Regions from separate parts of the Homo sapiens genome. Here region 1 is linked to region 2. Evidence: chromatin contacts called from ENCODE Hi-C or POLR2A ChIA-PET data. All regions are on one chromosome and are shown on one strand. Each heading gives the region's core, a stretch centred on a gene start or an enhancer-like site at or near the end of the contact. The rest is flanking DNA. Distances are from core to core; before and after follow the strand shown.

The links. Hi-C counts contacts between places; a loop is a spot of excess contacts on that map. ChIA-PET counts read pairs that join two places held with the same protein, here RNA polymerase II (POLR2A). Pooled maps may share reads with other maps.
Region 1: a map of pancreas shows a loop between it and region 2 (2.7-fold over the local background). The contact joins the promoter of PROX1-AS1 here to the enhancer-like site in region 2. A Hi-C loop is called at or near these places in 1 of 168 maps with a recorded cell type or tissue (pancreas) and 1 of 50 pooled maps. POLR2A ChIA-PET finds 5 or more read pairs at or near these places in 1 of 52 experiments (HepG2).

Annotation. Positions count from the first base shown.
Region 1 is chr1:213,983,336-213,987,580 of GRCh38, reverse strand. It overlaps PROX1-AS1 (PROX1 antisense RNA 1), which reads left to right and starts at 1,428. Exons shown (of 6, transcript NR_037850.2): 1 at 1,428-1,512. It also overlaps a transcript of PROX1 not described here. RefSeq lists enhancers at 2,756-3,441, 3,442-4,128.
Region 2 is chr1:213,582,592-213,586,925 of GRCh38, reverse strand. It overlaps a transcript of RPS6KC1 not described here. Among named protein-coding and RNA genes, the nearest start is that of LINC00538, 340 kb to the left of the region's middle. Within about 2 kb of position 1,350, at least 2 of the 41 ENCODE cell types and tissues checked have a DNase peak (open chromatin) inside an H3K27ac peak, as active enhancers do.

The DNA of each region.
Region 1 (4,245 bases), core at 179-2,678, 400 kb before region 2:
GGTCTTTTTTTTTTTTTTTCTTTTTCTTTTTTCATTTCCCAGATACAGCTGATCGAGTTCGCCGAGTGGCCGAGCGAGTGAGCGCTCCTCCGACTTGGGTGGAGGAAGGCACGGAAAAGTATACGGGAGAAAAAGTGGGGGTTTTAGGGGTGGGGGTGGCATAGGAGGAGGGAGGGGGGGATCTGCAAATCATTCCACTTTTTAAACGATCATAGGTAGTGTCAAGGATACGTGTCACCCTTGGTTCCTTTTAAAGGGGAGGTGGACAATAAAATACAGGTAGGTTTGGTATTAAAATAATAGGTGCCAGAGGTTTCACATCGGGTCCGCTGCATCTGTTATTAGACGAAGATCAACATTGGCTGAGTCCCAGTTTATCTCCAGTCCAAATTATCAGGAAGAGGAATATTTACCCTTGGTTACCTCTGACATTAGTTGGATTGTAGGTAAAGCAGCCTTTAAAAATATATATGTTGCAAACATCTGGCGATTACCCTTCACTAATTCACTCGCCCCAGAAAGACCAAAGATAGCTGTTCAATACAGGATTTACACAGTTTTGACGCCTGGGCAACAAACTTTAAAGTTTATTAGGCAAGAAATTTCAAACGCATAAATCGCAGGCTCTAAAATAAAGCCCTAGAAAATTTACTTTGGTTTGACATTTCTTGCTTGAAAAATAACCAGCAAAATTTCTTTAGATAATGTGGCTCTTAAAGATCTCCTTGGGCTTTGCAAGTTACAAATGCAAGCGAGCCTCAGCCGCAGCTAGAACGTCCCTTTCACCGGGCACAGTAAACGGCTTTTAATAAAGCAGCCGCGTTTATGACCTAAAGATCCTATAAAAGCTGGGACTTGCAAGAGCTGCGAAGCAGAAACATTCATACATAGTCTATTAGACACTCATTTTTGTAAGTAGGAGGAGGACAAGTAGTCTTCGTGTGTCCCTCAAATTTAATCAGATCAAAGGTTGAATCATGCTGTGTCGTGACAACAGGGTATTTATGAGGTGTGTTACAAGTACACTGGCCAAACACTACCAATGTCTTCTGCGACACACACACACACACACTCCTTCCTAGGGAATTTACAATTTCAGCCTCAAATTCACCAAACCGTAAAGAGGATATTAAGCCCTCCCTTTGAATAAGAATAGCGATGTTAGTATGTCCGAGTCTATCCCGGCAGGAAACTTTTGGCACGAATTTCAAACAGTGAAAAGGAGAAAAAAAATTAGGTCGGTCAGGTTAGGTGTCGGCGATAAGAAAAGAGATTGCGGGAGCATCCCCAGCCTTCTTCTTTCCCCTTTTGCCGCCCCCACACACTCCCCCCACGCGTCTATCACGGAAGCAACACAGAGGAGCGCACACGCACCACTCACACCTCCAACTATTGACTGTTGTATCAGGTGTTCTAACCGGGATGTGACAGTTGAGGCTGGGAGCAGAAATAATCAACATGCCCATTAGATACAGGACGGAATAATGCTTCTATTGGTTGGGTCCCTTCGAGGTAAGCGGGTGTATTGAGCGGGGAAACTTGGGATCTGAGAATGGATCAAAGCTACTTTCTTTCTTATTTTTCGTCCTACTAGTTTTCTTTAAGAATCTTGGTTTGTACATATAAGTTAGCGCCAGCCCACAAATAAACTGGTAGGAGTAAGGGCTATATACCTTTCCACACCTTAAAACCATCTGCTCAGTTTGACATTTAAAAGGGCGGAGAGCAGAGAAGGAGGAGGGGGGAGTAGGGGGAAGAAAGGAGTCAGGGACAGAGAAAAAGATTCAAACGCGAAAAAAATGGCTTGCACTTTAGCCCACAAGTTTGTGTCAATTGCACATAGCGCTTGAATGCACGTTTTGCACACACCACGCCCGGGAACTGGCGGCGGGAAAAGTTCCCTGAGAACCCCAGTAAGTCCTGTGTCACGCCGTGGGCAAAAGCAGGCCTGAGTCGAAGTCGGGGTAACCCGCTTGCCGAACAAGGAAGCTCTCCCACCCCCAGCCTCGGCGGCAGAGGCTCCCGGCTCGCGACGCTCTGCCGCGGCGGTTCGCAGCCCGCATTAGGGCGCAGGAGCGGCGACTTGAAATAGGAGCGCGCGCCACGCTAGGCGAGCGAGATCGGTTCGCAGCCCAGCTCCGTGAGCTGCCTCGGCGCAGCCCTGTCCCGTGTCCTGTCCTCTACTGTCGGGGAGGCGTACAGGCCAGGCTCCTGGCAACCTCTCTTGCTAGAGCTGCGGCATTCTCCTGGGTCTCGGGCTGCCCTGGACAAGACTTGAGGCCCGAGCCCCCTATCTCGGGCGACTCCCGCTTTGTTTTCTGATAGGGGAGAAGCCTGGAGACAAGGAGTCGCCTAGATATTGGCTCCATCTCTGAAACCAGCCGCCAAGCCTAGGGTTAAGACAACTCCTCCCTCCGCCCCACTTCCAACACAACCCCAGTAACTTAGAAGTTAACGCAAGTTCTGACCGGTCTTGTAACACACTCTATCCGTGCAGGTTGCATTTACTTATTTATCTGAAGGGTGATCTGTGTGTTCTTAGACAAACTCGCAGTTATCACCCATGCATCTGGTTCTGGGTTAAATACACTTCGCCTTGACATTTGCTCGGTGTATGCTCACGCCTCCTGTTCTTTCTTAAAGCTGTTAGGTGGGGGCAGGAGGGAAGACAGTGTGTATAAGTAATTTAAAACCTTACAAACAACTGTTATCAGATCCTAAACAAACCAATTCTGAGAATTACAACCAGATTCAGTTGAGAGGCAAAAGTGGACGTGGATTTTGGAAAAGGGTGCCTAAGGACTTCCAGGTCAGCCACCCACCGCTACCACCACCACCACCGCCACCACTACCACCATCACTATCAGCACCCTGAAGAAGGGAAGAGAGGAAAACCAACCCCAGGGTGCAGGCCTGCCTGCTGCAAGCTTTCTAGAGGCAAAACTGACTGACGGCCTCTCACTCTCATCTCCTGTGCTCAGTGTGACGCCAAGCCCAACCTGGATTTGTTCTGAATGGGGGGGAAGTGAAATGCCACAAGATCAGTAGCAAGTAGCAGCTGCAGCGTTTTCTCTCCTGGGAACCCCACTGCTTAGAAGCCTCCTGAGTGATGTTTGTTTAACCAACAGCTTTCAAAGTAAACAGAAGCCAATCACTCCAAAGAAGTTGAAATATAACCCTTACAAGAATTTGGATCCAGGGGTGCTGGCAGAAAGAAAGTAATTTTTAAAATGATAAAGAACCCACTCCCAAATAAGAGTCTGCCACATTGCTTTAAGGAGCGCAGAATTGTCATGAAAATATAATTTCATCGAAAGGGCTAATTACAATAAGTTGACCTCGAAGAAAATCACTCTTCGCCCACAAAGACACACCCGCGGGGATGAGGAGGTTGTCAGTGATTGAAGGGACACACTACTACTTGATTTTATGGAAGTGGGCGAAAACAATCAAAGGGAAGTACATTCCCTGCCCTGGAGTAGTGAAGTGTAGGCTGGGAGCTCTTCGCCGCCAACCCTGGCTTTGCCTCAGGCACCGAACTTTCCAATACCAAGATATTAACAGATGGTGGTGAGCACATGGAGGGCTGCTACTTACATAATCTAGCCACTCCGCCCGGCTGCCCAGAGCCCGGCGAGGAACCGGCCAGGCCGCGCGCGCGCCTTCCGAGGGGTGCTCCCTGACATAACTTGCCTTTCTCCAACCCCACCCATCGTTTTGAGGGTTAGCATTTGGAGAGGCCGTGATTTAAAAAAACCAAACAAAAACAAAAACACCCAAAACATTGATTTGGCTGTGCTTTGTCTTCTTCAGTCCATAGTAGCGAAGAAGCTGGAAACCCAAAGGCTGAGAGAAACGGAGGGGATGCCTTCGGCGAGAAAGGGGTGCTCTCCCTACGTATCTGGGGGTTCCCGCGAGTGGAATTTACACAATTTACAACACTCTTGCCCACCATCTTTGGTTCAAATCCACATATCTTTTGCTGTCGCTTAAGTACAAAGGCAGTCTCGGGCCGCAACTCAAGGGGAGTGAGATGGGGTGAGGGTGTGAGTGTGAAGGGGACACCTTTGCACGCGGGGGCGCAGTGGGCAAAGTTACGCAAAGCCTCTGGGCACCGCTACACTTCCAAGCTGTGGCAGGGTTTTAAGCGCTCGATCCCGCTCGCAGGGAGTCCCTTTCGGATGTGTGGCCGCCTGCTGCCTTCACGCCCTCAGCCGCCTCCCAAGAGGCCCTGTCCCTCCTGGT
Region 2 (4,334 bases), core at 101-2,600:
ACCTGAGCCTGGCTGGCACACACCTTCCTTCTTCTACAGCCCAAAAGTGTGGGAATGTGAAGTGGGTCAATAAGGCCAGTGTGGGAACCCCTGCTGGGAGCAGAGACTGGACCATGTGACCAATCTCAGGGTCACCCCCAGGACACACTCACTGCCTGTCACTTAGCACCAAAGTCCCTGGGATCCATATCACCTACTTCCTTGTTTTGAGGCCAAAGGAGGTGGGAGGGGAGGAAAGATCACAAAGCCAGAGGATGAAGAGCCTGGAGCTTTAGAAGGATTGGTGCCCTTCTCCTCATCTGTCTCACTCTTTTAAGTTGGAGTCTCTTTCTTCACTTTGCTAATAATGTAAAGTATCAGCTAAAAATTGCAATGCATGCATTTCATTTAAGTTTTATTGCCCTAACAGACAGCATTAGATTACAAAAGAGGACATTTTTCTTCTCAGTTTTAGCTTATTCTGATGATTTATGATTAGATACAGCAAGAGTTCATAAACTTCCCTGACCTGCTGACAGTTTTTACAGGCTCCCAGATTTATTTCCATCTCAAACTTCACAGCTTTCATATGACTGATATTCCCAGCGTTGCGGTGTGGCCGAGCCAGGGGCTGAGAGAGTGCCTCTAATCTCCATGTTACTAATTTAAATGAAGTCTTGGTCTGTTGTTTAAAAAAGACATCAGTCATCCCGGGGAGGTTTACAGATCCTCTTGTAATGTAATGTCAGTCCCTTCTGAGATATGAGGTTTATAAAGCCTCACAATGTTGAGTGTTGGCAGACATGCCAAGGTCACCATGGATGGCAAACGGGAGGGGAGGGGAGGGAAATGCACTTCAGAGAGGGAGCAAAGAATCGCAAAGAAAGATTGGTCTCCTGGAGAGGCCAGATGTGACTGTCAAGAAAGAAACCTGAGGGCTGGTATCTGGGGGGAACAGGATAGGGAAAGGTGGAGTCATATTCTGATGGTGGGACCCCTTGCTCTCAATCCAGCATATCCCCTCTCCACTTGAAGCTGAGAAGCCCTGAGAAAACACAGCTCCTGGGCCCTTATCTGAAGATCATCCTGGGCACCCAGTCTTTGTTTGCATGGGACCCTTTGCCATACCATGCCATGTGTTAAGCCGTGCCATGTGTCTCGGTAGAGAGACCAGGAGATTGTGCTGCCATCTCCATGGCAGACAGTCTCCTGGAGTAGGGAGGCCTCAGGAGGAGAGACACCCCATTCACCCAGCTGTGTGAGGTCCCCAGAGGTGGCAGCATAGAGGTGGGACTCCATCCAGGGATTGAGGCAGAGCTGGGAAAATACAGATTCCTTGCACCTGCCTGGGCTGTTCTCACACATTCACACCCAGGTGCTGAAGGTCACTTGGGATCAGGACTTCAGACTGGGCAGGAGTTGCTTTTGTGTTATTTGGAGATCAGATAAGAAGTGACAAGTAGCAATAAGCTCTGGCTCACTGGAGAAATGGGCTGAGGACTTGTGGGATATGGGGGTGGAACACTTTTCATTCTCCTGGGAGCAGGGGAGGAGGGTGTGGAATAAATATTTCAGCAAGCAGTCCTTTCTCAGGGGGAGAAAGGCTGACCCCATGCATCCCCGGAGCCCTGGGCTCTGCAGAGGGAAAGTCTGTGTGATGAGGATTCACCATCCACAGCCACAGACCAACATGGGGCTAGGGAATGAGAGCAGGTAGCACTGCTGTTATCACCTGACATTCACTGAGCGCTAGCTATATGCCAGGCTCTGGGTAGGCTCTCAATTAACCTCAACAGCCTTGAAAATTAAGGAGGGTAAATGAAGTGGATGTTACAATTGCCATTTTACAGATGAGGCAACTGAGGCTTAGGGTATTACAGAATTAGCCCAAGGTTACACAGCAAGTGATGCAGCTGAAGTTCAAGTTCAGGTCTGAATGTATGTCCCAGTTTCTTACTCACATGCCCTAATACTAAGAAAACTATGAGTAAAAAAATACCCACTTTCTGTTTGTCTATAAAGATTTGGAACCCACCAGTCAACCATTGCCTTTTGCCCTGGAGAGACTCAGAAACAGTGGTTTATTTCAGTGTTTCTCAAAGTGTGGTTTGTAGTTTTCTGGGGGACCCACCTCCCAAGCTCCATATTAACACATGCCCTGGAAGATTCTTATGCATAAAACACCTAAGAACCATTCATCTTCTCAAAGCATGCAGTTGGTGTCCTGAAAAAATTAAGCAGTGAAGGAAATTAAACAGTTTCCCTGCAATTCCTGAGTTTTCTTCTCAAAACGTAGCCTCTCTCTTTTCCTAACATAAATTCCTAGAGCATAATATTAGGGAAGAAATGAGGATAAACATGCATTTCAAAGTCACTTCAGGAAGATTTGAAAATTATCTACCATTCGGTGTCATTTTTCTCTGCACCAGAGCATCCATAGATAATGGTGATATAGAAACAGCTGGACAAGCCAGATGTTGGCATTTGTTAACTGCAGCCATTTCTCTGTTAGAATACCAGATGTCCCTATTTGAGGGGATTTTCTCTGGAAAATCTGGTGAACCACATAGCAGTTTCTCAAAGAGTGTTCTAGGGACTGCCAGCATCCACAGCCTCTGTGGTGCTTGTTAATGATGTGTATTAGTCCATTTTCATGCTGCTGATAAAGACATACCTGAGACTGGGTAATTTACAAAGAAAAAGAGGTTTAAAGGACTCACAGTTCACAGTTCCACATGGCTGGGGAAGCCTCACAATCATGGCAGAAGGCGAAAAGCACATCTTACATGGTGCAGGCAAGACAGAATGAGAACCAAGCGAAAGGGGAAACTGCTTGAAAAAACATCAGAACTCATGACACTTATTTACTACCATGAGAATAGTATGGGGGAAACCACCCCATGATTCAATTATCTCCCACCAAGTCCCTTCCACAGCACGTGGGAATTATGGGGGCTAAAATTCAAGATGAGATTTGGGTGGGGACACAGCCAAACCATATCAAGATGCAAATTCCGAAGCTTCACTCCAGACCTACAAATCAGATACTCTGGGGGATGGGGTCCTGGAATCTGTGTTTTTCTTTTTTTTCTTTTTTTTTCTTTTTTCTTTTTTTTTTTTTTTTTTGAGACAGAATCTTGCTCTGCCACCCAGGCTGGAGTGCAATGGTGCAACCTCGGCTCACTGTAACCTCCACCTCCCGGGTTCAAGCGATTCTCCTCCCTCAGCCTCCTGAATAGCTGGGGTTACAGGCACACACCACCATGCCCAGCTAAGTTTTGTATTTTTCAAATAGACAGGGTTTCACCGTGTTCACCAGGCTGGTCTCGAACTCCTGACCTCAGGTGATCTGCCAGCCTTGGTCTCCCAAATTGCTGGGATTACAGTCATGAGCCATCGTGCCCAGCCTGGAATCTGTATTTTTAACAAGCTGTCTGAATTATTCTTACATACACTCAGATTTGCAAATCTATATGGTGTCCATGGTAGAAAAGAGCAGGGCTTCCCAGTCAAGCAGACTCCCAATCTGTAGAGCTCAGAACCAAGCTCTGCAACTTCAACCCTCCTACACTGTTTGCAATAGGAAATGGTTCAACCACTTTGAGAAGTAGTTTGACAGTTTCTTATAAAACTAAACAAACACTTACTATGCAGCCCAGCACTTCTACATTTAGGTATTTACCCAAGAGAAATAAAAACATGTTCATGCAAAGATTTGTGCACGAATGTTTATTGCAGCTTTATTCATAATAGCCCCAGACTGGAAATGACCCAAAGTCCATCAGCAGGTGAATGAATGAACAAATGTGAGTGTCCACGCATCGGAATACTACTCAGCAATAAAAACAAACAACTAGTGATGCACGCAACGGCAAGGACCAATCTCAAAAGCAATATGCTAAGTGAAAACAATCCAGACACAAAAGACTACATACTGTGTAATTCCTTTTAAATGAATTCTAGAAAAAGCAAAACTAATCTACAGTGGCAGAAAGCAGGTCCCTGGAATCTAGGCCATGGGTGAGGGGAACTGACTGCTAGGGGGCTTACAGAAGCTTCTGGGGCTGATGACAATGTTCTACAGCTTAATCTTGGTGGTGTTACAAAAGTGCATACATTTGTCAAAACCCATCAAACAGTGCATTTAAAATGAGTGTATTTTATTGTAAATAAATTATAACTCAGTAAAACTGATTTTAAGTTCAAAAAAGCACCATCATTTATTAGCTATGGGGCCTTGGCCAAATTACTTCTCTGCTCCCTTCTCTTCTTCCCAATCCAGAGTAGTTTTCAATCTTCTGCTGTGCCTTTCACCCCAAAACTAACCTTTCTACTTTAAAAATCGAGAAGCCCCG